Linked DNA regions of Homo sapiens: region 1 is linked to region 2. A link is a loop called in an ENCODE intact Hi-C map of the cell type or tissue named here. Cell type or tissue: GM12878. All regions are shown on one strand. Links, peaks and the distances in the headings refer to the core of each region. The heading gives the core; the rest is flanking DNA. Region 1 overlaps LINC02125 (long intergenic non-protein coding RNA 2125). Region 2 overlaps LOC105371348 (a long non-coding RNA gene).

Region 1 (15,559 bases), core at 4,616-12,615, 860 kb before region 2:
CACCAGGAAATTCTCAGTTCAAAATGATTTTTATTGCTTGATTTATTTTTTGCTATTAATCAAGGACCTCTTTTCTACATTATAAAAGGCTATGCTGTAATTCTTTCCTGATAATGGTTGCTATCTAGTTCTATCTTCTAATTCCTTCCTCTTCTGCCTAAAGCTTCATATCTCAAATACTAAAATAATATCCAAAGTGTCAAAGTGCCATTTAATACTTTGCTCTATTCCTGGCATGAATAAAACTACAATGATCACATCAGTCTCATCATGTCTATATAATTCAAAGCAATTTCTCAAAGCAAACTAATGAACTAAAGAAATAATAAATCTCATTGCTCAATCTTTTATCTATATTTTAAAGTGTTAGCCAACATTTTTTTCCTAATCTTATGGTGTCCAATTATTTTCTAAAATGGTCATATAAAGTCCCATGAGCAGTGAATAAGAATTCGTTACTTCACGTCCTCATAAATACTTAATACTGCCCAATTAAAAAAATCCTATTCTAGTATTAACTATGAAGAAAAGAAATTCTCATGTATTGTAATTTACTAATTATTACCTTTATTATTTTCATGCTTTATATGTTAAAAGAAATATGTATTTTAATAAAATTTAGGGATAAACTGCTATCTAAAATATCAAGAATTTTGCACTGTTGGTTTTGCAAGTGTCCTTAAATGCTCACACCATATTAAAGCAATGCCATTTGCATATTACTACTACATTTGGTTCATAACACTATAAGAAGTTGAATATCTAAGGATCGTTCCAAATAACTCGAATCACTCAATCTACCCACGCCACCCATAGATCAAGCAATTCGTATGACAACTATCTTGAAAGGTGCAAAGGTAATTCTGCATCACGGAAAAAAAATAATTTACCTTTGCATTACATACAAGTGTTTTTGTTTTGGTTTAGTTTGGTTTCTTTCACAAAAAGTACAGTAGTTTACTTTTAAAATTTGCATTTAGGGAGTATCTTGTTCTCAAAAGTGATGGAAGTTGTCATAGAAACAACCATAACTACAAGAGATACATTTATCAGAGAGGAAAATATTCACCCTGATCCACTTTTTCCTTGTTGCGAAAGAAATAAGTCATTCCTCAGGAGTGACTTTTCTCTTACAGGAATATGCAGAGGATACTGACCTTCTCGGTTTTCCATTCCCAGGAGTCCTTTTTTTCAGGCATCATGAGGCTTAATTTGTCAGAGACCTGCATCCTAAACTTGTTTCTGAAGACTAGAATGTTTCCTCACAAGACTTTGAATCACTTGGGGAAAATGTCAGAACGAGATTTTAGAAATTATGTGACTGAATAGAACAGGCTGTTATTTGTATTTGAGGAGGAAAAAAACACCCATGATATTTCCCAAGGCAAGTAATTATCTTCAATAATATCTATCCTTGGTGTATTCAGAGTTAACAGAAAAATCACAGGAGTAGAAGCCGAAGAGACATTTGTAAATACCTCATTTATTTTTCCCTGCCTGAAACTGTACCTGTTACTTCTCTAACAAAATAATGCCTCTTCCTTTCCTGGTAATGTTTTATGTTGTTAACCTCTTCATAATCCTAACTCTATAACTTTGTCTTCAATATCCCTTTATAAATATCTTAACAGTTGGGTCCAATGCTTATAAAAATAGATATAAATTTTAAAAAATACATTATAATTTGCAATAAATTAATGTATTATAAGTCACGCTATAAAGCATTCATATATTCTTTACTATCTATAAAAATAAATATTTTTATATTTTAAATCCTTTTGTTAGTATTTTATTTTTATTTTTAAATTTAGACTTCTATTATTGATTAAAGGGTACATGTGCAGGTTTGTTACATAGGTTAACTGAGCGACACTGAGGCTGGAGGTCCTAATGATTCTATCACACAGGCAGTAGGCACAGTGCCCAACAGGCAGCTCTTCAGCCCATGTCCCCCACCCTCCTTTCCCCATCTACTGCTACCCACTGTCTGTTGTTTGCATCTTTATTTTATGTGTATTCAATGTTTAGCTCCCATTTATATGTGAGAATATGTGGTATTTGGTTTTCTGCTGTTGTGCTAGGTTACTTAGGATAATGACCTCCAGCTCCATCCATGTTGCTGCAAAGGACATGATTTCATTCATTTTTTGGCTGTACAGTATTCAGTGAGGTATATGTACCACATTTTCTTTAATCAACCCATTGTTGATGGGCAGTTAGGTTGATTCCATGTCTTTGTTATTGGGAACAGCACTGCAATCAACATACGGGTGCATATGTCTTTTTGACAGAGTAAGTTATTTTCCTTTGGATATATACACCTAGTAGTGGGAAGGTTGGGTCAAATGGTAATTCTGTTTTAGGTTATTTGAGAAGTCTCCAGCTACTTTACACAGTGGCTGAACTAGTTTGCATTCCCATCAACAGTGTATAACTGTTCCCATTTCTCCACAACCTTGCCAACATTTGTTGTTTCTTGACATTTTAATAATTGCCATTCTGACTGGTGTAAGATGGCATCTCATTGTCATTTACATTTGTGTTTCTCTAATGACTAGTGTTGTTGAGCCCTTTTTCATATGCTTTTTGGCCACTTGTATGTCTTCTGAGAAGTGTCTGTTCATGTCCTTTGCCCTAAATGCAGATATTTTAGAAGTATTGAACATATTTTATATATTTTCCCTGCTATTTAAATATTGAATAATTTGTCCTAGTTTCTTCCAAAAATGATTTCCAGCAACTTTCAAAATATATGGATTAGGGTGACTATAGTTAACAAAAATGTATTGTACTCAGGTAATGGACACACTAAATACCTTAACTTCATCACTACACATTATATACATGTGACGAAATTTTACATTTACTCCATAAATTTGTATAAGTTGAAAAACAATAAAAATATTTTGAGTATGATATTAACTGTATAATAAGAGTATAGTGAGTTTAATGAGAATAAGAACTACTACTTATTAAAATAATAAAACTTAAGTAGTAAAGATCAGGTAAAAATAAAACAAACATACAGAATACAACACAAAACTTGGTCCATACAAAATTACCAAAAAGGACGGCTGAATTGATTTCATTTTCTCCTTCAGTTTGTGCAGTGAAGGCAGCACATTCTCCCTCCTGCTTGGTAGTGTCCTAATGATGTTAAGCCGATGCTCAGAGGCAACAAAATTATCCTTACATCTGCTCAGAAAACCTTCCCTCCCATGGGCATCATTAAACACATTCCAGGTAAAGCACTTAACTTTGTCAACAATACCTTATACTAAATCACACAGTGTTTATCTTGTTGTATGGTAATACACCTCTCAAAATTGCAGTGACAATGATGGAAAATTGTGTTTTGGAGAAAAGGTTATCCCATATTGTATCAGAATACTGGGTTCATGACTAATTCCTCCTCGGATTAATAAATGGATAGAATTTAAGGCAACCAGAAAAACAGACAAATTAAATCATTTCAAATGTAATGTACTTTTTCACACCACTAGAATCTAGTAAGTTTCAATGAATTAAATTAAATCCACTGGTAATTATGGGAGTGCAGGTGTTCTATTTTAACATTTGTAAGTAGATTCTACCAACTAGACATAAGCAGAATTGCATTATTTGTCAGGGGAAAACCCTGAAGAAGCCACAGGCCATGTACAAAGCCTTCTTCCTGCCCATAGAAGACTAGTAGGCAAACCCTTAGTGTTATACACACACACACACACACACACACACATTTAATGTATTTGTTGAGCACCTACTATGTTCCTGGGACATTCCTAAGTCTTTCAAATTTTTTTGATATTTAATGACAAACAGGATTCCAAATGAAATCTTTATTATTTAGCTCAGTTTGCCCTAACCTCCAAGCTATTGATTTCCATTTTTTTCATTAAATATCTTAGATAACAGTCTCCAATGATATCCAACAGAATGACTTGACATGGTTTCATCAAAAAAGGGAGATTTGCTGGATTATCATTACAATCTTAGTTCAAAATAATCCAATCTCTGCTAAATATAGCAGAACCTCCTCAAAATTATGTCCTTTTATTTTTTATTAGCCCCGAGGTAAGTTTACATATATCCTGAACACATTTTGAATTGTTTTGGTAACTTCCACCAGAATATGGGAAGCAGTAAAAAGCAGAGAGAAAATCAGTTTTCCTGCTAACTAGATCGCCTTCAAAAAATTCCACAAAAGTATATAGTTAATTAAAGAAAATCATTCAAACTAAAACATAATTTCATATTTTAATATCTTTAAAATGTAAAAGCTCAGTGAACTTCAAAGTTTAAATATAAAAATAATCTAATGTTAGAAGGTGAATTTAGTGATCTGAATGTCTTGCTATCTCTATACTTTGCAATGAGAATAGTAATTTAAACAGCATTCTTTTGCTTCCGAGGGATTTGTTTTTCAAGAGATTGCTATTGCATGATTCCTTATAAAACTGATAAAAGCTAAAATATAGAAACATCCAGTATGCTAAAATATAGTTATATTTTTCCCACTTATCTTTGTCTCTTGGATGTATGTGCATGTGTGTGCGTATATACGTATGATACGTGTATATGTATGTATATATGTATATACATATATATGTACATATATGCACACATACATATATACACACACACACATTTTTTTTAATTTCAACTTTTATTTTAGATACAGGGCATATATAGGCAGTTTTTTTACACAGGCATATTGCACCCAGGTAGCGAGCACAGCACCCAATAAGTAGTTTGTCAACCCATGCTCCCTCCCTCCCTCCCTCCCCACTCTAGAATTCCATAGTATCTGTAATTCTCATGTTTATGTCCATGTGTGCTCAGTGTTAAGCTCCCACTTATAAATGAGAGCATGCAGTATTTGGTTTTCTCTTCTTGCATTAACTCACTTAGGATAATGGCCTCCAGCTCCAATTCATTTTAGGAATGTTTCTTTGCTCCCTCCCTGAATTTCTTTTCTTTTTGGGGGGTAGAGGTGCTGAACTGATATCCTCCTGCTCACAATGCAACATCTGGTATTTTTAAATTGCCAAGTCTATGGAATCTCTGCTTTTAATTATAAACCTCAAATCTTTCAAAGGAACGTTAGGTTTCCTCCAGGATTCAGCCTAAATTGCACTTATACCCAAAGCCACTCCTTCCCCTCAACCTCCTGGTGTCAAGCAATCCTTCTGCCTTGGCCTCCCAAAGTTCTAGGATTACAGGTGTTAACCACTGCATCCGGCCAATGAGACAGTTTCTATGAGTGTTACCTGGGCTCTCTCCTTTAGAATTTCTCATAGGCTGTAATCAAGTTGTCAGCCAGGGTTGTGTTCTTGTCTGAAGTTTTGACTGGGAAAGGATCAACTGCCAAGCCCACTTATATGATCATTGGCAGGATCCAGTTCCCATGAGCTGTTGGGTTGAGGGTTCGTTTTCTAGCTGGCTGTTGGTCAGAGGTTGCCCTCAGTTTCTTGCCATGTGGACCTTCCTGATAAAACAACTTGCCTCATCAAAGCCAGCAAAGGAATACATTCTACTCGACTATATCATGTAACCTAATCATGGGAGTGACAACTTTTGCCATATTCTGCTGGTTTGAAACAAACTACTCAGCCAGCACCCATTCACAGGGAAGGGACAAAGGCCTGGATGTGGAGGCAGGATTGCTAGGGGCCATCTCAGAAGCTGTTCACTGCAGTATCATTACAGTGAAAAAAAAAATTGAAGACATCTGTGTCCACGACCAGCTTATAAAAAGCTTTGTCCATAGGCAAGTGGCTGTTTTCACACAGGAAAACATCTGTTTCCACAGAGGCAGCAAGCGCGGTCTGGGCCTTATTCAAATCTACAAGCTTTTATCTGCTTGGGCAGCATTACAGAGCTGGCTGCTGCCAGTGCAGTTTTCCTAAATTGACCTGGCTGAGGCAAGAATTAGATTTCAGAGACAATCTTTTCACATAATGGCCTTTTAGATATTATATGAAAGAGTAACCATGGGCCTGTAATTTATTCCTCCCTCCTTAGGGATCTCTGAAGAAGTTTTGACTCTGAACAGAATTCTTTGCAAATATCGACTGATGGAATACACTAACATAGAAGACAAATGAGGGTCCTGAAAGGGTTGGCTACGCGCTGACTACTGATCTAGAAATCATTTCAGCATTACGTCCTGGTCTATTTAGACTGCTCATATTAAATTATCCTGAAAATCATGGGAAGCTGAGCTGAAGCATGCAAGTTATACATATAACCACAGCAAGACCATGTGTCTAGTGGAACTCCAGAACTCAGCAGCCTCCATGGCTAATGTGTCCCGTGTGCTTGTCATACTCCATCACCAAAATATGTCTAGCATAGGAAAGGAAGCTTAGGAAGCCTTATCTGTGGATTAGGAGCCTCCCAGATGCTGTGTATATTGCTTCTTCTGTCTCTTATCCATTGATAATTATGCACAAGCTTGGAGGTTCTGAAACAGTAGAAATGATAAAGGTGGAGGCAACTTTAGATTGGTTAAATGGCAATTGGGGTCATACAGCTACAGTTTTTGACAGCTTTAATTGAGATATAATTGACATATAACAAATTGCATATACTTTAAGTTTTGGCATATGTATACATCCCTGAAATCATAAATACAATCAAGACAATGGATACCTATTTGATACCACTGACCCAAACCATGATAGATGCTGTGATTTATGGGGATCCCTAAATTTGTGCTTGTCATGTTTCATAGTTTTAGTTAGTGGTCAAGAAGTACTCAAGAGACAGTAACCTCAGTTATTATGTATGGGATTAATTGGTAGCAGAAATGTTCATGCTTCCCGAAAGAAAGGTGAGACTAAAGAGGGAAATTATAAAGAAGAAGGAAAGCAGTGATGCTTGACCTACTCTGCTGGAATTGTTCCACTGCTGCTGAAAAACAGGATGAAAAAGGGGGAATTGAGAGGATTATTGGTAGGGTTTTGGCGGTATAATCTTGAAGCATGAGAGGTAAAAATCCAACTTCATTGTTGGCTATGACATGCATACCTTAAGAAGCCCCCTCGAAGTTTCCACATATAACTTAGCATGGATAAGTACAAATCCAATCATAAGGATTATGATTTGGAATGGAAATACTTAAACAGGCTGAATGTAATCCCTCAGTTAAAGCCATATTTCCTTTTTATGTAAATTAAGTAAGGATTTGGGATCTGCCCACCCACCCCTCAGTGAGGGAATCCAAAGAACTAGAAAGTGATGTGGATGGAATGGCCTGAGGGCAATAACTAAAATATGTGGAATTATTAACTCTTCGCAATCAGTCTATGGAAATCCACATAGGGGCTAGGAGGACAGTCTAAGAGGTCTAAAGGTGAAACTTGGAGAACGCGGAAATGCTGTGGTAGACAATAACAACGTACCAGTTAAACTCTAATTTGGAAAATACGACTGGAGAAAGTATTCTCTCATTTCATCTCCCTTACCTAAGTGTATAATGGGAATGGGTGTCACAGGAGAATGGAGGACTCTGCTCCTACATTATTACACTGCGTGTGTTCCATGTTCCATAGTCACCCTCCACCTGGTGTCACCTGAAATGATAAATTACAATCTTTGCAATTGCCTAAGACCTCCTCTGTAGAAAATACTAAATAATACAGAGTTCCAGAAGTAAAAGAGAACATTAATGCTTTAATTAGCATTAATGATTGAAATAGTGATATTGATCTCCATTAATTATTTTCCTTAATTGATAAATGAAAATTATTTATATTTATGGTATACAATGTGGAATTTTAATGTATGTTTGAATGTAAGTTAGTATAGCCACCATAGAAAACAATGTAGAGGTTCCTCAAAAAACTCTAATTAGAAGTAGCATATGGTAGTTTCAGCAATCCAACTTTTTGGTATATATCCAAAGGAAGTAAAGTCAATACGGCAAAGAGATAGCTGCACTCCCATGTTAATTACAGTATAATTCACCATAGCCAAGACACGGAATCAACCCAAGTATCCATCAACAGATGAATAAAGAATATGTAGTATGTATACACAATGGAATACTACTCAATCTTTAAAAAATCAGTAAACCCAATAATTCTCTTTTAATAGCCCTTACACACCAAAAACGCAAAGCAGGTTATCTACACATACTGATAGTGGACCACTGGGAGTTCATCTAGGTAGATCCACCATAGCGTTGGATGTGCTATAGATATAATTCAGAAAAACAAAAAGCAAAACCAATACAATTGCACCAACAGGCAATGGATCAAAGGAGAGCATTCAGTATAGATCTTAGCTCATGCTTTCTTTTGTACACCTATTTCAGAAGTCAATCAAGAACACTGCCTCCACATATTAACAAAAAGACATTTAAGCTAACCAGTATACTATCACAATCCAGCGTAGCTGCACTTGATCTTGATAACCAGGAGTAAGTTGATAACATCAATGATATCTTAATTGCCTCCTCAGAGGAAAAAGCAAAGTATACTTTAGAGACTGTGTCACCCAGCTGTCAATAAAGCACGGCAGATAAACCCCAGTACAATTCAAGACCTGCCCCAGTCCCTGAAAATTTAGAAAAGAACATGAGCCAGATCACAAGAGGCTTTCCTCCTATCATAAGAAATAATTTAGAATCTGATCTTGACCTTGTTACTAAACAGCCCAGAGACTGGAGAATCTGTTTGAGTTATGGCATAATCACATCTTCCACTCTGGGATATTGTTAGTCCTTTCCACAAAGTCACTAGAAAGAAATCTGAGATTGAATTGTGGCCTGACAGAAACAAGCAAATAAAAGATTTATAAAGGGCTGTCAATCAGGCAGTGTCTCTTGAGCCTTATGACCCGAATGCACAAATGATTGTAGAAGTGTCAACAACTGGAACACACACAGACTAGAGCTTTTGGCAGAAATCAATATTGCTGCTCAGTGGAGACGGCAGAGATTTTGGACTTGAAAGTGGTCTGATGCAGCTGCTCAATTCAGCCCTTTAGAAACATAATTGTGAGCTTGTTGTTGGGCATTGGCAGGAATTGCTCCTACATCAAGAGACCTGGCAATCCTGAAACCAGAAACACCCATCATGACTTAGGTGATGTCTGTGAAACATTCAAATTGAGGAAACACCCCAATGGAGCACACTGTTAAATGGAAATGGTGCTCAAGTGTACACTTTAGCTGGGGGTTCCAAAGTTCACAGCATTTATGAATAGATCTATCCCTTGCATTTGCACCCAATAGTAACCCTCCCTATCTTTTCCAGCCCATCCTGATCCACAGCCCAAAGATCTCCCTGCTGTAGCTGCTGAATTGTCTAAGCCTTTAAATTCTCCCCTGGCCATACAAAATAGCTGCTAAATGTACTGACTGGATTTCATGAGGCTGTTTCAGAAATTCAGTGGTTACCTGTCCTACATATGGTAAATCCTTAGTGGGAGAAGATAAAAGGCTGAAAGGGCATTTACATCATCCTGAAATCGACTCACTAACTCAAGTAGAGACACTAGAGGGAGCCATCTTTCAGGAGACGGGCTATGGCTGATGAAGCAACCTGAGAACAGATCCTATGCATTACTAGACTCATCAAACATCAAGCTTGCCAGCAACTCTGGGAAACAGCATCTGCCTTTACTCAGGGGACGTTTTAATAATAATGAAATCAGATATATTTAACATACACTGGTGCTAATGACAAGATGTCACTAGAAGTGTGCAGCCCAATAAGGTAGCTGCAAGCTACATATGACTATTGAGCATTTGAAGTGTGGCAAGTCCAAATGAGAACTGTCATATGCACAAAATGCATATGGGATTTCAAAGACAGTACCAAAAAAGTGTAAAATGCCTTGTTAATAATATTCTATTGATGACATGCTAAATTAATACTATTTGGATATGTTTAATACTATTTCGATATGTTTAAATTGTACTATTAAAATTGATTAATTAAATTGTATCTACTTTTTCCTTTTTTAGTATCCTTCTAGAAAATTTAAAATTAATATATGTGGTACACATTATATTTCTCCTGAACAGTATGCTTCTAGATTGCTTATTACAAGTTACCCTATAATTTATGGGCTTTGGCTGGCCTGAATTGTAGAAGGTGAATGTGCAGCCAGAACAGATTTATCACACACGCGCACACACACACACACACACACACACACACACACACACACACACACACGAGACAGACAGAGAGACAGAGACAGAGAGATTTATAATTAGGAAACTTTACAAAACTAGTTTAAAAAATAAGGAGATGAAACAAGATTTCAAAAGCACAAGTGGAAAAAGAGAAATTTGACAAATATCCTATCATGAAAACCAGGTTAATGTTAATTGAATGCAAACCAGAACAGCTGTATTTTCTTCACAAAGGAAAACACTGTGGAATAATATTGACAGAATCATCAAAAGGGAAGACAAAGGAAAGTAATAATATATTTTCAATGTTAAACCATAATAGAAAATTAAATAATAATAGAAAATTAAAACAAATTATTGACATATCACTCTGATTTTAACTCACATATTGGTAACAAATCTCCTCTCTATATACATTCATTTATTCTTTTGAATGTATTTCTGTATTCAATGTATTTATTTATTTAATATATTTATGTATTTATTAAATATATTTACAAAATGCCTACTAGTCCAGGCACTGTTCTTGTCACTTAAGATACATAGTGAACAATCGGACAAAACTTCTGTTTTTAAGTGTTTATTATAGTTACAAAAATGAACAAAAATAAAATTTTGTATATGATGAACATATTTAAAAAACTAAATATAATGGGTAATTTTCTTCCCTAATAAAAAAAATCTAAATTGACAGTTGTACTAGTTCCCAAGGAGTGGTGTTACAGGGTATCACAAAGTGGGTGACTTTCTACAATATAATTATATAATTATATATAATATGTATTATATAATATATAATATTAATATATTGTAATATCTAACATATTATATTATATATAATTATACATTATATAATATATAATAAAATATAATTATCTTATATATTATGTTATATAACATTATAATATATAATTATATTATATATTATATATAATTATATAATTATATTATATATTATATATAATTATATAATTATATTATATAACATAATTATATAATTATATAACTATATATAATTGTTATATGATTATGTTATATATTATATATTAAGTAATGCAATATATTATATTAATATATATTATATAACACATATTATATATTATATATAAGGGATTACATTCAGCCTGTTTCATATATATAACATATAATTATATATAATTATCTAACATATAATTATAATTATCTAACATATAATGATATATAAATACATAACATATAATTATATATATTAAAAAGCCACCTAGATTATTTATATTATATAATGATACATATAATTATATATTATATATATTAAACAGGCTGAATGTAATCCCTTATCATATAATTATATTGTAGAACATATATATATGTAATTATTATATAATTATATAAAACATACAGAATATAATTACATAAAATATACAGAATATAATTTATTCTGTCACTATTCTGGAGACTAGAAGTCCCAAATCAAGGTTTTCAAAGGGTCACGCTCCCTCTACAGCCTCTAGGGCTCAGGGGATTCTTTCTTTCCTCTTCCAGCTTCTACCTGCCCCAGGTGCTTCTTGATTTATGGCAGTATATCTCCAACTTTTGCTTCCATCTTCATGTGGACTTCTTCCCTCTGTGTCTGTCTCTCTCTCTGTTCTCATAAGGATTCCAGTCACATTAGATTAAGAATCACTTTAATTCAGTATGACCCTATCTTAACTTGATCACATCTGGAAAGACCCAATTTCCAAATAAGGTCACAGTCACAGTTACTGGGGGCTAGGACTTAAACACATCTTCTTGGGGAAACACAGTTCAACTCATATCGATACTCTAGTAGGAATCCCAAATAGACTAACTGTGTCAAGGGTCTTCAAGACCAGCGCCCAGTTTAATGATTATTAGAAGAACTCGCAAGACTCATGGCCAAGGTTTATTACATGGAAAGGATACAAGGAAAAAAAAGATTATGGGGAGAAGTCGGTAAGAATCAGGTGCAAGATTCCTAGAGTCCTTTTCCAATAGAGTCATGCAAGGCGTGCATAATTCCTCCAGCAGTAAGTTGTGAGAACACGTGTGAAATATTGCCTACTGGGAGTCTTTTTAGAGACTCAGTGCCCAGGGTTTTTATTTGAGGCTGGTCTTGCAGGCACCCACTGTTTAGCATACACCAAAATTCCAGACTCCCAGAAGGAAAGGAGATGTTTAACACACATCCCATTATTTGCATAGTCTAGTCACAATGAGTCATCCTTATTATTTAAACAAAGTTTATGTCAGTGGAGAGAACTCTTGATCACCTACATTCCCAGATGACAGCCAACCTTGTATGCAGGCTTTTCTAAGGATAGTAGTATCAGGTTGGTTCTTTTAGTGTCACACTTTTCTGCACGCTGACAAAAGAGAAAAGTCAAAAGTTATTTTTAAAAAAGTGTTCTCCCTCTCAAAAGCCACCTGGATTATTTAGTTAAATCATACAAGGATCTTATAATGTTCACATCATAACTATTCTATGAAATAGAATATGTTAGGTAAGAACTGGCTAATTTAAGCAAATAGCCATGATATCAAAATTAATCAACATCAAAGGTGGTCGTTTTTATTATTTGATATTATAGCTATTAAAAACTTCTATTTGGGATTCCTTTTCATAAATCTCTTTCATATTAAGTCGTATTCAGAATTGTGAAACACTTACATGTCTTATTGTATAAATTAGAGCTTTAATAACACAATAATCTAAATCGCAGGTTCTCTGTAGGGGCAATATCTCACCCAAGGAAGAAAAAATGGTTCTTGGAGAAAAAGAACCTTATTATTTTTATGTATAAAACAATAGATATGCATCAATACACACACAGATAAATAGATATATGTGGTATTAAAATTCCATGGTGGGAGACAGTTAGGAATAAAACAAGTTAATAAATTATCTCATATGACTTTTCATTTATTCTATTTATCTATCTTCTAGCACTATATATCTGGAAGGACTCAAATCAAGTTGTTACTATTACATCTGACTAGTGGGGTCAGGGTAAATATAAGAAAAGACTAAATTTTTATACTTTGTGCTTCCTTTTACAATGATCATTTGTATATAATAATGTAATAAACATAAAGTCATTTAATCAACTGAAAGAATCAGCAAAATACACATCCATTTGTCTTGAAGAGACATCCATTTCAGTTATATACATGGTGAAATTTAGAACTTCTTAATGAAACCAATGAATCCATTTGAGGTGAAAAAAAATCAATATGGAGTTTCCTAGTTGAAGGAAGAGACTGACTAAAGAAAAGCTAAAACCCAAGATAGAGTGCAATCAAGTGAGGTTGTATTTTGAAGAAAAGATCTGTCAAATATTATCTATTTCAAAAGTGTCATTGGGTCAAGCTTTACAGATGAGACCAGATTTTCTGTTTAATGTACATACACACACACACACACACACACACACACACACACACACGGACTCAAGAAATTGGCTGGTGGAAATACGAAGTAAAGTTTTAAGATAATTGGCATAAAAGTAAAACATTCTCGGATCATTTTTGAATTAACTTAGTGATACAGGAGTGCCGGGAAGGAAAGAGCATGGTCCCTTTAAATGATATGGAAGGTGGGGAAGGGAAGTGCTGGGTAGAGAAGGGTGGGTCCTTAACTAGGGCTCCACCCCCAGGGACCTAGGTGAGGACAGGCATTTCCTGCCCAAATGTTGCATTTCCCAAGACCAACCTGGCCTGCCACACCCCCATCCTGGGCCTATAAAAACCTGAGATCCTCATGAGGAGAAGCCACTGGACATTGTGAGGAACACATGGGAGAAAGAAGACACAACTGGCTGGCTGGGGCAGTCGGAGATGCTCAGCAGCCCGACTCCAGGGGAAAACCATCTCCTTTCTGGCTGCCCCATCTGCTCAAAGCTACTTCTACTCAGTAAAACCTTGCACTCACACTCCAAGCCCATGGATCTGATTCTTCCGATACATCAAAGCAAGAAACCCCGGGATACAGAAATCCCTTTGTCCTTGTGATAAGAAATGGGGTCTAATTGCTGGTTAACACAAGCTGCCTATAGACGCAAATTAAGAGAGCACCCTGTAACATGCGCTTACTGAGGCTTCAGGAGCTGTAAACATCCTCCCCTATACACTGCCACGGGTCTGGAGCCCCACAGCCTACCCATCTGTATGCTACCCTAGAGGTTTGAGTAGCAGGGCACTGAAGAAGCGAGCCACACCCTCATCGCATGCCCTGCCAGGGGGACAAGGGAACCTTTCCCTTATCAATAGTAATATCTATAATTGTACATCATTTGACCGTGAGATAATATATAAAATCTTCTGGAGTATCCCTACACACTTTTCAAGATAACAACAAAACTCAAGGAATTATTGAAAAGAGGAGGAACTGGAGTTTTGGGGATTGACTATTTTCAAGGGATTTAAAATTTGTAATAAGGTTCTCAAAGCAAAGAGGTTTTGGGTCTCATCATGAGAAAGTAAGACAGATAATAGAATATGAAACTGCCCACATAGTAAATTACCGACTGAAAACAAACCTGAGTACAAGTAAGTAATTTTCTTCTTTCAAATTCAGGGAAGGGTGTTGGAAACATGACAATTAGGAGAATTATTACAAAGTTTATGTATTCCAAAGCTCATCCAGAGAATTCTGTTTAGAAAGATCTTTCAGATTAATTCACGCTATAATAATTGCATTGGTGCTTTCAGCATTATTTACAATTCCTGGTTTAATTAAATGTGTATATTTAATTAAATATATTTATATGTATTTATATATGTCTGTATTGAATCTTTAGTTTCTTTATGTGTACTATTAAAATAAACTTTGTGTTTTTTCTTCCCCCATCCAGAAACTTTCCATATTCAATTTTTTGTACACACTAAACACTAATTGTTCTACTTAACAATCATTTTTGTTGTGTATTTTTCTCTTCCACTTATCAACACATTTTATAATACCAGCATTACACCAAAACAAGCCAAAAATACAATATTAATAGAGTACAGGCCAATCCCTCATATACATAGAAATGAAGAAGCTTTTCAGAATTTTAAAGGGCAACTGTGAAGAATTTACAGATAACAGCATTCCCAGCAATGAAAGACTCTGGATTTTCCTTAAGATCAGTAACAAGGCAAGAATTTCTCTTTTACAACCTGTATTCAAACATTGCACTGGAAGCGTAACCAGTACAATAAGGCAAAAAGAAGAAAAAGAACACAGAGAATGGAAAGAAAGAAATAACTATCTATAGATGGTTGCCTGTCTTCAAATGGCCTTTTCTGAAAGAACTTTTAAGTTCCAATAAAAATTTCATGGCAAAATAGGTTATGGGCTTTATCATTAGAAAGTAAGACAGAAATGAAGACAGAAGACATGATTGTGTATAGAGAAAATGCTAAGGAAGC
Region 2 (15,559 bases), core at 4,697-12,696:
ATATGAAAAAAAGAAAGGCAAAGCATACACCCAAGATTGTCATCCCACTGCAATATAAGACATGGTTGAGGTGACGGCAGTGAAAATGTCAGAATTAGAACCTCCACAGATTTAACTACCCCTCATAAAACAATGAAAAAACCTGACAAAAATTATCAGAAAACTTTTTCAAAACTCTAGAAATTAACCAATGATTTGTAGCAACCCAAGGAGTATTTATTCCCAAAAAAAAAAAAAACTGGCTAAATTGTCATAAAAACATAAAGTTTTTGGTGTCTTTAACTTACCCTATTATCATCCTCCACTGTCCACCTCACCAGCAGCAGCCTTGGAAACCAACACCCTGCATTCTGGTACCAGAGAGAGAAAAGGATACCATTTAAAAAATGCAATCTACAGAATGGGAGGAGATATTTGCAAATTATGTATTTAATAAAGGTATAGTATCTGGAATATGTGAATAACCTTTAAAATTCAATAACAAAAACACAAATAATTGGAAGTCCTAGCTATAGCACAATCAAATAAGAGAAAGAAATAAACAGTATCCAAATTAGAAAGGAAGAAGTCAAATTATCCTTGTTTGGAGATGAAATGATCTTATATTTGGAAAAAACTAAAGACTCCACCAAAAAAAATTAGAGCTGATAAACAAATTCAGGAAAGTTGCAGGATACAAAATCAACATATAAACATCAGTAGCATTTCTATATGCCAACAGTGAAAAATCTGAAAAAAAATTCAAGGAAGTAATCCCATTTACAATAGCTACAAATAAAATAAAATACCCAGGAATTAACCAAAGAAGTGAAATATCTTTACAATGAAAACTATGAAACATTGATGCAAGAAATTGAAGAGGACATAAAAAAATTGAAAGACATTCCGTGTTCATGGATTGGAGGAATCAATATTGTTAAAATGCCCATACTTCCCAAAGCAATCTACAGATTCAATGCAACCCCTATCAAAATACCAATGACATTCTTCACGGAAATAGAAAAAGCAATCCTAAAATATATATGGAACCAAAAAAGACCCAGAATAGCCAAAACTATCCTAAGCAAAAAGAACAAAACTGCAGGAATCACATGACCTGACTTCAAATTATACTACGGAGCTACAGTAACCATAACAGCACTGTATTGGCATAAAAACTGACACATAGACCAGTGAAGCAAAATAGAGAACCCAGAAATAAATCCATACATCTACAGTGAACTCATTTTTGACAAAGGTGCTAAGAAAATACATTGGGGAAACAATAGTCTCTTCCATAAATGGTGCTGGGAAAGCTGGATATCCATAGAAAAAAATGAAACTAGACACCTACCTCTCATCTTATACAAAAATCAAATCCAAATGGATTAAAGACTTAAACCTCAGACCTTGAACTATGAAACAACTAAAAGGAAATATTAGGGAAACCCTCCAGAACATTGGACTGGGCAAAGATTTATTGGTTAATATCCCAAAAGCACAGGCAACCAAAGCAAAAATGGACACATAGGATCACATCAAGTTAAAAAGCCTCTACACAGCAAAAGAAACAAGCAACAAAGTGAAGAGACAACCCACAGAATGGGAGAAAATATTTGCAAACTACCTCCTCTGACAAGGGATTAATAAACAGAATATATAAGGAATTCAAACAATCCTATAGGAAAAAATTGAATAACCCCATTTTAAAATGGGCAACAGATCTGAATACACATTTCTCAAAAGAAGATATACAAATGACAAACAGGTTTATGAAAAAGTGCTCGACGTCACTAATGATCAGAGAAATGCAAATCAAAATACAATGAGATATCATATCACCCCAGTTAAAAAAGCTTATGTCCAAAACATAGGCAATAACAAATAACAGAGAGGATAAGGAGAAACGGGAACCCTCGTACACTGTTGGTGGGAATGTAAATTATGGAACCACTATGGAGAACAATTTGAAGGTTCTCAAAAAAAACTAAATATAGAACTACCATACGACTCAACCATCCCATCCTAAGTACACAGCCAAAAGAAAGGAAATCAGTATATCCAAGAGATATCTGCACTTCCATGTTTTTTCCAACACTGTTCACAATAGCCAAGATCTGGAAGCAGCCTAAGTGTCCATCAACAGACAAATGGATAAAGAAAATATGGTACATGTACACAATGGAGTACTATTCAGCCACAAAAAATAATAGGATCTTGTCGTTTGCAACAACATGGATGGAACTGGAGGTCATTATGCTAAGCGAAATAAGTCAAGCACAGAAAGACTAACTTCACATGTTCTCACTTATTTGTGGGACTTAAAAATTGAAACAATTGTGCCAGGCGCGGTGGCTCAAGCCTGTAATCGCAGCACTTTGGGAGGCCAAGGTGGGCGGATCACGAGGTCAGGAGATCGAGACCATCCTGGCTAACACGGTGAAACCCCGTCTCTACTAAAAATACAAAAAATTAGCCGGGCACGGTGGCGGGCACCTGTAGTCCCAGCTACTCAGGAGGCTGAGGTAGGAGAATGGCGTGAACCCGGGAGGCAGAGCTTGCAGTGAGCCCAGATGGGGCCACTGCACTCCAGCCTGGGTGATAGAGCAAGACTCTGTCTCAAAAAAAAAAAAAAATTAAAATAATTGAACTCATGGAGATAGAGAGTAGAAGGATGGTTACCAGAGGCTAGGAAAGGTAGTGGGGGACAGGGTGGGGTAGTGGGTATGGTTAATGGGTACAAAAAATAGAAAGAATGAATAAGACCTAGTGTTTGCCAGCACAACAGGGTGACTATAGACAAAAAAGAATTTAATTGTACATTTTTAAATAACTAAAAAAGTATAATTGGATTGTTTGTAACACAAAGGAAAAATGCTTGAGGCAATGGATATCTCATTTTCCCTGATGCGATTATGACACATTGAATGCTTGTATCAAAATATCTCATATATTCCACAAATATTTATACCTCCTATGTACCCACAAAAATTTAAAATTTAAAAAAGACAAATAACCCAAATAAAAAAATGAGACAGAGTTCAAATGGACATTAGATGGATGGATGGATGGATGGATGGATAGATAGATAGATAGATAGATAGATAGATAGATATAGCAAATACTCAATTGAGAAACTGCTCAACATCCTTCCTTAGTCACTAGAGAAATAAAAATCAAAGCCACAATAAGGTACCCATTTATTTATTTATTTATTTTTTAATAAGGTACCCATTTATATCTACTAAAATGACTATCATTTTGAAAATGGAAAATAACAAGTGTTGTAAGGATGTAGAGAAGCTGGAACCCCTCATACATTGCAGGTGGAGAGGTAAAATTGCACAGCTGCTGTGAGAAACAGTTTGGCTATTATTCAAAAAGGTAAACAGAGTTACCATACGATTCAGCATTTCCACTCCTAGATATACTCAAGAGAAAGGAAAACATGTGTTCATTCACACAAAAATTTGCACACATTCACAGTAGCCAAAAAGTGGAAACAAAACAAACGTCTATCAACTTATGAACACGTAAATAAAATGTAGGACACTTAGACAATAGCATAGTGTTCTGTTATTTAGAAACACGAAATGCTGATACATGCTACAACATAGATGAACCTTAAAAACATGAAGTGAAAGTAGCCACACATAAAGGAACACATACCATTTGACTCAGTTTAAATGAAAAGTCCAGAATAAACAAATCCTTAAAGACAGACAGCACAATCATGGCTTCCTCTTTTTGAGAGTGGGTGAAAATATTCCAGAACTTGATAGTCATGATGGTTGCACAACCTTACGAATCTATCCAAACCCACTGAATTGTACACTTTAAAATGGTGAATTTTATGGTGTGAATTATCTTCTGATTTTTAAAAAGACATACAATTAAACCAAATATTGCTACCGATTCCAAAAGCATGGGACAAACCAGCCATATCACTAATGTGGCTTCTCTGATTTTGACACATATTTTCCATCTTTCAAGAATCCAATACTGTTGCCGATAAAGCATTTTCATTTTAAGCTTCATAATAAGCCGGTCCATTGTTGTCATCATTCCTCGTCTGACATGTGATTTTATTTTATTTCCACAACATAGTGAATTTTGATAGATCACAGTAATTTCAATCCATGAGGATCTTTCAACTGTAGGAGTGAATTAGAAAGATATTTTTATATTGCCTATTTGAGATAACAGGTCCTAGCACCATGCTTCAGGCAAAATACATCAAAAGAATGAACTGAAGGTTAAGTTTCCTTTTAGATCTCAATTTTTATAACATCACAAAAATTCTTGCCTGAAAGCAGCCAAATTATTCAACTGCAAGACGTTCTATATTCACCTCATTCAGCCTGAGGGAAAGAACAAAGTCAGTAACTGGAGACACCTCTAAGGTTGAGGTGCATTCATCTTCTCATTATGCTCTTATGAGCCTCCAATCCCTGAATACAACACCAATACACTCCGAGAGAAAATGCAAGTAAAAGCTTTTTGAAAAGCTTTCTATTATGTCGTATTTGCAAAGGTAATTCTCACGTGAAAAGAAGCAATAAGAAACTCAAGTAATGAAATTTAAATACCATGTAAAACAATTATTACCATTTTATCCTACCCAAATCAGTCAATTAAATGGAACTCTCTCTCTAAATTAGTTTTAGATAGCATTTAATCCCAATTTAATAAAAGAATTACTTTGTATATGTACTTGTTTCTGGGCAGAAAGTCTCTTGCTGTGATTATGAAATCTTCCAAAGGAAAGGCTAGTGAGCCCTTTGCCTCTAATGCTGTTTACTGGAGAGCAGTGTTTGCATTCTGTTTAAGGTGGCTCTGTGGGGAATCCAGAGGTGTTTATTCACTGAACTACCTAGAGATCCTTATTATAAAATGATTTCAAATATAAGGGAATCCACTGACATATTATCCAGGAGCAACTTTGATGACAAATTTATATTTGATCAGGTCCTTCTTGGCTTCCATCTGTTTTCCGTAGGGCCTGGTCCTGTGCTATGCAGACAGAGCCCCCTGGGGTTGTGCAACACTGTGGTACTGCTTAATAAATGCTTCTTGACATTGATGATGATGACAATGGGTGTGCCATCAGGTGCTATGATGCACGTTCATTTATGCACATGGTCAATGATTTTGTATTGATCCCTCCATTTGTGCCAGGTCCTATCTGGGCATTGTTGACACAATGATGAACAAGAAAGGCAAGACCCCTGACCTCAAGCAGCTTTACATTTTGGTGAAGGGAGACAGAAAATAAACACAGCAGAAGTGAGTAAGATCATTTCAGACACTGATAAATGCTGTGGAAACAATACAGTTGAATCACGAAAATGGAAGTGACGGGGCAGGACTATTTATTTACAATGGCTCACTGAAGTGCACAGAGGCAGCCAGCCCATCAGGCAGTCCTGCAGCTTCTAAGACCAGTGGAGCGCCTATGCTGAGAGCACCAGGAAAACATGGAAGAGTCCAGGAATAGATGTTTGAAGGCCACCTAAGGAATCAGTGTACCAATAAAAACATCCAACTCACATCGGGCTTACACCGGGGACTGCTTTTAAAAAGTCTCCCATTATACCTGGTGGCCGTTCCTTTACACACACAGTAGCTCTATCCTATTTCAGCTTTCAAAATGTAGTCAGCTAAAGACTGGCCATAGTTCTGATATTTCACTATGACATAAAAAACAATTTGGAGTTTGTCCGGAAGACAGAATTAAAGAACTGTGAATCCTGAAATATCCCACTGAACTGCTGCTAACACACTCACACTCAGAGGTAAGGAAAGGGATGTAATTTTCCAATCAACAAATTCACAAGGTCAATATGCAATTGCAGGGAGTGGGAGGTTAGCTGCAGATGGGTCCAGGTGTAAGTTATGTACAATCATGACTCCAAAGAAATCTATTTTAGAACTTTACATGATAGTAATTGTCAAATCTTCACTGAATTTGTGTTATGTCTTTTATGTAGTCAATGTGATTTTTTTCTTTTTTTTTCTTTTTTTTTTTGTTTTTTTTTGAGATGGAGTTTTGCTCTTGTTGCCCAGGCTGGAGTGCAATGGCTTGATGTCAGCTCACAGCAACCTCCACCTCCCAGGTTCAAGTGATTCTCCTGCCTCAGCCTCCCAAGTAGCTGGGATTGCAGGCGCCCGCCACCACACCCAGCAATTTTTGTATTTTTAGTAGAGATGGGGTTTCTCCATATTGGTGGAGGCTGGTCTCGAACTCCTGACCTCAAGTGATTTGCCCGCCTTGGCCTCCCAAAGTGCTGGGATTACAGACGTGAGCCACCGTGCCCCGCCTGTCAATGTGATTTTTATAAAGAGTAATTTATAATTTCCTGGAAGAAAGGTAACTGCAAAACTGAGGCAGACCATGGCACACTTCTGGGTACATTTGGGAAAGTCAGTTTCTTGAGTGAAGTGGCCATGATCATCTGGAAGACTAACCGGTGGGCAAAGAAACGGAGAGATGAATGCCAACTCCAGTCTTTTCAGCAACATCGACATCACTGGGGCAGATAACATAGGTCAAATGTTCCAGCGTACCTTTGTTCCTTATGTGTTGTTTTGGTTTTGCTCTTGGATTTTTCTCATATTGCATATTTGAGACCAACTTATTGTGTATTTGAGACCGACGCTAACAACAGCTAGATGGGCTCCACCTAAGGACAGCTGTCGCCTTCCTGTCCTGTCCTGTTCCCTCTTATCCATCTCAAAAATACAGTGTAGTTTCTCCTACCACCTTCCATCAAACTGTCTTCTGGCCTCTGCCCCACACTCTCTCTTCCGCTTTATTCCACTCACTGGTACTCCATTGTCGTAACTCAGGCGAGATGACAACATTTCCAGGCAGCTGTCTTCATCCTCTAAGCCTGGGTTGAGATTCCCAGTACAAGCCCTGTAGCATTTCCATACCTTCAGCGTAAGGGTTTCAGCTGGTCTGGCTGTTCCACCAGACCATGGGCTTCTAGAGGCCAAGGACAGGCTGCCTGAAGACTCCCAATAAACCTTGTTGAAGAAAAGGACTCACTAGTTTGTAGTATGCTCCCACCTGCAGTCAACTCAATCCACTGAATTCTCTTTTCCTTTTCCTTTTTTTTTTTTTAATTATTTTACTACACTGATATAAACCCGCTGGATTCTCTCTCTGCTCCTGTATTCAGTGAGTTGCAATATCACGCCACATGGCTTCTGGAAAACTCCACTGTACACTCATAGTAGAGTGAGAATCAAAAAGACAGGTAATATTTTGCTGTTATTATTAAAATAGTATTGACTTTGTAGAATCTCTGAAAGGATTGTGAGGCCCTGCAGGAGTCCCCACCCCACTTGGAGAACCACCGGTCTGGATGATTAGATGTCACACAGGTGCTTTTTCTCAGCCATTCACAAGGAGCACGTCATTTCCCGACTGTCCTCACGGAGCCACCGGGAAGGTCCATGTTAGTTCAGCCATCTTACCCTCTCTAACAATTAGGCAGTAGAATTAGTCATGAAATTGTCTCCTTGAGGTAATTCTAAACCAATATTACTTTTGAATGCAGAACTTTTTAAATAATAATTGTTGGCCGGGCGCGGTGGCTCACGCCTGTAATCCCAGCACTTTGGGAGGCCGAGGCGGGCGGATCACGAAGTCAGGAGATCGAGACCATCCTGGCTAACACGGTGAAACCCCGTCTCTACTAAAAATACAAAAAAATTAGCCGGGCGTGGTGGCAGGCGCCTGTAGTCCCAGCTACTCAGGAGGCTGAGGCAGGAGAATGGCGTGAACCCGGGAGGCGGAGCTTGCAGTGAGCCGAGATGGCGCCACCGCACTCCAGCCTGAGGCACAGAGCGAGACTCTGTCTCAAAAAATAATAATAATGATGATGTTTAATTTATTTGTTTTGCTAATTTACAAGTGTCTGAGATGAAATTTATTTTGTTCTTTTGAGCCCAACCTAATTATTTATCTAAGTCTAGCCGATCTTTGCTCCGATTCTTTACCGACGGGCAAGAACCTTGTATTTGGTCACTGTGTGCTCGCTGCTGCCCGCATCCTGTAGTCTCTCCCCGCCGCAGCCAGAGTCATCTAATGCGGGGTCTCCAAGGAGGTCTGTCTACCCCATATGCACAGGATGATCCACCGGTGAGGAGCAAAATTGTATATCTCCAACTGACATTATTTTATATTAATAAATATGAAAGAAATTCGATCTGCAATATCATCTTCAGAGATGGACCCTAGCAGTCTTACTCTATTTATATGTGAAATGGTCATGCAGCACATGGAGTGTGCCAGGCATTTTGAGGCCACGTCCCTGTTTTTACTTCCTGCCACTCTCGTCATCTTCTTATGATATGCTTAAGTCCCTGTCTCTTTCTCTGCTGCACTGTTAGGCATGAACTGCTATCTGCCCTTTTCTCAAGTAGAAAATTTCTACACATCTTTTAAACCCTGCTCAATGGTCACCTCCTCTGGGAAGCTTCTAGACAACCCCAGACAGTTGAAGAGCACACACAAGCCTGGGACTGTGCCTGTGGTCCACCTGTGTGTCTCCTCACAAGGACAGAAGCCCCCAGAGGCAGTAGACACATCTTATTCTTTTCTGGGCTGGTCTTACAAACCAGACACAAACGGATGTCGATGACTGCCCTCATAAATATATTTAAATCCCCTGTAGGTGAAAAGTTTCCCTAACGAGTGTATCATATCTACTACTGACCATAGTGAGGAACATACCATAAATCATTTCAATCTATAGCATGTATTATTTTAGGCAAAATAACTTTACTAATTTTACACTGAAGTAAAAATTCCACAATAACAGATATAGGAATAAAATGGAACTCAATAAAACAGACTGTTATACCCAAACCAAGACCAAATATATAATTCCGTGTATCTCTTAGAATAACCTAGAAATGCTTTGCAGGGTTCCTTTACTGAAAAGAATCTCAGCTGTATAACATTGCCACCTAGTGGTGGATTGCAAAACACAGTAACTCAAAATAATCCTAACCACCATTTCAAAGATGCGTAATAGGATCCTTAATGAAAGAAACCAAAATATTTCACCCCAAGATATACGGCTATTCATAGGGGGCTTGAAATATCATCATGGCTAAAAGGCTGTCTTTTGTCAGGAGATTTGCATCTGTAGAGAATCTGCCTTGAGGCAGGCGTGGTGGCTGACACCTGTAATCTCAACACTTTGGGAGGCTGAGGCAGGAGGATCACTTGAGCCCAGGAGTTTGAGATCAGCCTGGGAAACATAGGGAGACCCCCGTCTCTATTTATAAAAAATTTATTTTAGAAAAAAAGCCAGAGAATCTGCCTTGATGCAGCCAGGTTTCTCTGAGACTCTCCCTTGCCTGGATCGAGGAAAGATAAACTGAGAGTCTGACACCTTTAGAGGTCTGCAAGAAACATACCACCTAATCTTTCTGAGGGCCGATACCTGTGAGGTTTCATCTACATAACGAGACCACCTTTGCTAGCCAGGCCTCCTCTTTTCTCCCTCCCATAATCTGTCTTATTATTATAACCTATTTTACCACCTCTATTAGTCTGTTCTTGCATTGCATTACCTGAGACTGGGTAATTTAATAAGAAAAAAGGTTTAATTGGCTTCGTGGCTCTACAGGCTGTACAGGAAGCAGGGCTGGGGAGGCCTCAGGAAACTTACAATCATGGCAGAACGCGAAGGGGAAGCAGGCATGTCCTACATGGTGAGAGCAGGAGGAAGAGAGCGAAGCGGGAGGTGCTACACACTTTTAAACAATCAGATTTCATGAGAACTCACTCACTACCACGAGACTAGCAAGGGGAAAATCCACCCCCATGATCCAATCACCTCCTACCAGACCCCTCCTCCAACATCGGGGATTACAATTCCACGTGAGATTTGGGCAGGGACAGAAATCCAAACCATGTCACCACCATAACCAGTTTTGGGCCATGCTCTGAGGCCCCATTCTTTTTATAACCTCAAGGTGATATATAAGTTTCTGTAGCCCATTAGAGGGTTGCGATAATCACTCTGTAATTTTCCCCACCTGCACACTAATAAATTTGTAGGCCATTTCTACTATTATTCTGCCCTTTGTTATGATTTTTCAGTGACTCTTCAGAGGGTAAAGAGGAAGCTTTCCCTTGGCCCTTACATTAGGCTCTGGCCATGATGGTATAACGGAAACCAGAGTTCCTTTCCACCAGAAACAAACAAAAACCAGACAAAAGATATGACACCGTGGTTTGCCAGACACTGGACATCAGGCAGTAAATGATCATGTGAAACTGGAAACAAAGACGGTAAGCCCTACAGCTGTCCCCAGATTTCTGCCTTGAAAGAGATTCCAGGCCACAGTGCAAGGATAAGGAACCCAGGGGAAGCCTAGTGGACTCCCAGAGTGAAGAAGACAGAGCTGAGAGTCCAGGAAGGCCCAGGTGGCTGGAATAGAAGGGAAAGAGTACCAGAAAGCAGAGAATTGCAAAGAGAACAAATTTGGAGAGCTCCAGATGGTCTCCTTCTAATACTCAGATGAATATAATTAGTATATGTGTGAGTAAACCACTCAAGCCAGGAAAAGAACCACCTGAGACGATGGGCTGCAGTTCCTGGAGCTCACACAGGATGGAAAAGAGCACCTGCCCCTTCCAGCCAAAATGGAAACTTCCAGATTCATGAGACACTGAGTAGAGTACACAGAAAGTTCATGCATCAGTAGAAAGAAATAATTAACCCTAGACTGAGCACTTCTTTGATTCTGCCTTTAAAAAATCTTAAAAGCAAGAACTGAAACTATTTAAACTGTTTCCAAGTAACTCAGCTGCATCCCAGAACAGAGCCCATAAGTATTTATAAGAATATCAAAATATCTAATATCCAACAAAGACATTAGAACTCACAATGTTTGGCATCCAATCAAAAATCACCAAAATGTAAGGAAGCAGAAAAATACAACTCATAGAATAATCATCAAGCAATCAAAATTTATAACAGACACAGATGTTATAATTGGCTGAGGAGAAAAATAAAAGTTATTTTAACTATTCCATGCATACAAAAAGTTTAAGCAAAAAAATAGACAATATAAAAAGACCCAAATTGAGCTTCTAGAAATAAAAACTACAAGGTGTGAGATCAAAAATACACAGGATAAAATTAACTGCAGATTAAACATTGAAGAAAGGGTTAGTGAGTTTAAAGATAACAAATGAAACTATATGAAAGGAAATGGAAAGAAAAGAGAATATTTTTAATGAACAGAGCATCAGTGAGCTATGGACCAATTTCACATAGCACGTAATTGGAATCTTTAAAGAGGGTTGGAGGTGGGGGGTTAAGAAAAATATTAAAGAAAATATAGTTGAGATTTTTCCAAATATGAAAACTATGATCCACAGATGCAAAATGTTCAACAAAACCCAAGCACAAGAAACATGAAGAAAACTACAATAAGACATGATCATTATATTGCCTAGAACCAGTGTCAAAGAGAACATATTAAAAGCAGCCAGAGGGGGGAAAAAACACATGTTACTAGAGAGGAAAAAAGGTAAAGATGACAGCAAATTCCTTGTTGTAAATAATGTCAGCTAGAAAACAATGAAGCAACATTGTTAAAGTTGGAAAACATAGTCAGCCTAGACTTCTGTATCCAATAAAATAAAATATCTTTTTTAAACAGTGAAGTAAAGTCTTTTTGAGAAACATACCTATGTGTTCACTCACCCATTTAATATATATTTATCAAATATTTCTGGCTGCTCTGCCTATGGAGTAGCCATTCTTTTATTCCTTTACTTTCTTATGAGATATATAAAATTATACAAATATGATCATATATATACACACATGAGCTATATTTTATATATAAAAGATATATATGAGATATACTATATATCTTTTATATATAAAAGATGTATATGAGATAAACATATATATCTTTTATATATAAAAGATGTATATGAGATAAACATATATCTTTTATATTTAAAAGATGTATATGAGATAAACATATATCTTTTATAGATATGAAACATATCTATAAAACATATATATCTTTTATAGATATGAAATGTATCTATAAAACATATATCTTTTACAGATATGAAACATATCTATAAAACATATATATCTTTTATAGATATGAAACATATCTATGTTTTTATATGAGATATATAAACCTAGATATATAACTATAATAGAAATACATTATATATCTTATATATAAAGCATACATATGGACTTATAATCATACATATATGATCATATATATATAAAGCATAGATGAAGGGAGGAAGGGAAGGAGGCTTCTCAATCTCACATCTGACTTCAGCCATTGCCAAATTTCTCTTCTTTTCTTCAAAGGTGAACTTAATGGTCATTGTATCTTCATCTCCCATCCACTTTTTAGCCCAGTGCAGTCTTTCTTTTACCCTCTCCTCCCACTCAGACTGCTCTTGCTTGGTCATCAAGTCAAGCTTTGTTTCTAAATCCAATAATATTTTCTGGGCCAGGTGCGGTGGCTCACACCTGTAATCCCAGCACTCTGGGAGGCTGGGCAGATCGCGTGAGCCCAGGAGTTTAAGACCAGCCTGGGCAACATGGTGAAACCCTATCTCTACAAAAAAACCACAAAAATTAGCCAGGCATGGTGGTGAGCATGTAGTCCCAGCTGTTTGAGAGGCTGAGGCAGGAGGATGCATTGAGCCCAGGAGGTCAAGGCTGTAGAGAGCCATGATTGTGTCACTGCACTCCAGCCTGGGTGACAAGACCCCCTCTCAAAAATAAATGTACAGAGAGCTCTTGAAACTAAAACATAAGAAAACAAATTATCCAATTTTAAAATGGCCACCACACCAAAGAGATGCAGAATAGCAAATACGCACATGAAAAAATGTTTAACATCATATGTCATTAGGGAATTTTAAATTAAAACAGCAGTGAGATACCACTGCACATCTACCACAGTGGCTAAAATCCAAAACACTGATAATACCAAATGCTGACAAGGATGTGGAGCAACAAAAATTCTTATTCATTGCTGGTAGAAAATGCAAATAATACAATCACTTTGGGAGACAATTTGGCAGTTTCTTCCAAAGCTAAACCTAGTATTATCATATGATGTGGTTATCACATTCCTTGGTATTTACCTAAATGAGTTGAAAACATGTCCACAGAAAAACTTGCACATGAACATTTATAGCAACTGTATTCATAATTGTCAAGACTTGGAAGCTACTAAGATGTCCTTCATTGGGTCAATGGATAAATAAACTGTATTATGGCCATATAATGGAATATTATTCAGAGATAAAATGAAATGAGATATCCAATCATTAAAAGAAATGAGGGAATGTTAAATGCATATTGCTAAGTGAAAGAACACAGTCTGAAAAGACCACATACTGTATGATTCCAACTATATTACCTTCTGGAATAGGCAAAATTAAAAAATACAATCCTAAAATTCATACGGAACCACAAAAGACCTCAAATAGCCAAAGAAATATTGAGCAAAAAAAGAAAAAAAAGGGGGCTGGAGGCATCATACTACCTAATTCCAAAATCTATTACAAAGCCATAATAATCGAAACAGCATGGCTCTGGCTTAAAAACAGGCACATTCACCAGTGGAACAGACTAGAGGTCCCAGATGTAACAAATCCATACATTTACAGTATGGATCCATACAGTATGGATCCATACAGTATGTTCTTTTCAACAAAGAACATACTATGAGGAGGGGACAGTCTCTTCAATAAATGGTGTTGGGAAAACTAGATTCCACATGCAGAAGAGTGAAATTGGACCTTTGTCTCACACCATATGCAAAAAATCAAGTCAAAATGGACTTAAGACTTAAACATGAGACTGGAAACTGTAAAATTAATACAAGAAAACCTAGAAAAAAATGTTCCACAACATTGATCTGGGGAAAGAGTTCTTGGATATGACCCCAAAAGCACAGGAAGCAAATAAATAAATAAATGGGATCAAACTGAAAAGCTTCTGCACAGCAAAGAAAACAATGGAGGAAAGAGACAAGCCACAAATTGGGAGAAAATATTTGCAAAACATACATCTGATAAGAAGGCTCATATCCAAAATATACAAGGAACCCAAACAACTCAATAGCAGGAAAACAAAGAACACAATCAAAAAAATGGGCAAAGGACCTAAATAGACGTTTCTCAAAAGAAGACATACAAATGGCTGACAGATATATGGAAAAATGCTTAACATCGCTAAGCATCAGGGAAATGCAAATTAAAACTACAATAAGCTATCACCCCACCCCTATTAGAATAGCTGTTTATCAAAAAGGTGAAAGATAACAAGAATTGGCCAGGGTGTGGAGAAAAGAGAACCCCTGTGCACTGTTGGTGGGAATATAAGTTAATGCAGTAATGAAAAACAGTATGGAGCTTCCTCAGAAACCTAAAAATACAATTACCATACAACTCAGTAATCCCACTTCTGGGTATATATCCAAAGGAATTGAAATCAGTATGTCGAAGAGATATCTGCACTTTCATGTTCATCACAACATTATTCCCAATAGCTAAGATATGGAAGCAACCTAGGCGTCTATCATGAGATGAATGGATTTTTAAATGTGGTTATATACACAATGAAATACTATTCAGCCTTAAAAAAAGAAAGAAATCCTGTCATTTGCAGCAATGTAGATGAACCTGGAGGATATTGTTAAGTGAAATAAGCCAGGCACAAAAAGACAAATATCATATGATCTCATTTACATGTGGAATCAAAAAAAGTTGAACTCAGAAATAGAGAGTAGAGCTCGTTTGCCATGGCTCACGGCTGTGATCCCAGCACAATGGGAGGCCAAGGTGGGTGGATCACCTGAAGTCAGGAGTTCGAGACCAGCCTGGCCAACAGGGAGAAACCCCATCTCTACTAAAAATACAAGAAGTAGCTGGGCGTGGTGGCACATGCCTGTAATCCCAGCTACTCAAGAGGCTGAAGCAGGAGAATTGCTTGAAGCTGGGAAGCGGAAGTTGCAGTGAGCCAAAATCACACCACCACACTCCTGCCTGGGTGACAGAGTAAGAAAAAAAAAAAGAGAGAGAGAGCAAGAAATAGAGAATAGAATGGTGGTTACCAGAGGCTGTGGGAGGAGGGTGGATGGGGAAAGGGAAGACATTGATCAAAGGATACAAAATTTCAGTTGGACAGGAGGAATAAGCTTTAGTGATCTATTGCACAGAATGGTGACTATAATAAACAAAAATGCATTGTATATTTTAAGATTAATAAAAGAGTATGTTTTAAATGTTTTGGTCACAAAATTGGCAAGTGAGGTGATGGATTTATTAATGTATTTGATTTAATCATTCAACAATGTAAACATACATCAAAATATCACATTGTACTCCATAAACATATATACAATTATTATTTGTCAATTTAAAATAATTTTTAAACTATTTTTTATAATATTGTAATAGTGGATGTATGCAATTATACATTTGTCAAAACCCACAGAACTATACAACACAGACTGAATCATAATGTAAACTATGGACTTCAATTAATAATCA

Evidence for each region. Hi-C counts contacts between places; a loop is a spot of excess contacts. Peaks named below come from ENCODE experiments on the same cell type or tissue, not always from the same donor. Only the 100,000 strongest peaks of a DNase experiment are listed, where the experiment ranks them.
Region 1: a loop joins it to region 2, with 9 times the contacts of the local background. A loop is called at or near these places in 33 of 110 quality-filtered maps.

Annotation. Positions count from the first base shown.
Region 1 is chr16:76,647,575-76,663,133 of GRCh38, reverse strand. It overlaps LINC02125 (long intergenic non-protein coding RNA 2125), which reads right to left. Exons shown (of 4, transcript NR_110934.1): 3 at 7,470-7,577; 4 at 4,656-6,466. Among named protein-coding and RNA genes, the nearest start is that of LINC02125, 20 kb to the right of the region's middle. In GM12878, for the core only: a CTCF peak has its summit at 9,518 (motif pointing right); a DNase peak (open chromatin) is centred at 9,503.
Region 2 is chr16:75,782,758-75,798,316 of GRCh38, reverse strand. It overlaps LOC105371348 (a long non-coding RNA gene), which reads right to left. Exons shown (of 6, transcript XR_933748.4): 3 at 288-350. Among named protein-coding and RNA genes, the nearest start is that of CPHXL, 64 kb to the right of the region's middle. In GM12878, for the core only: a CTCF peak has its summit at 8,961 (motif pointing left); a DNase peak (open chromatin) is centred at 8,982.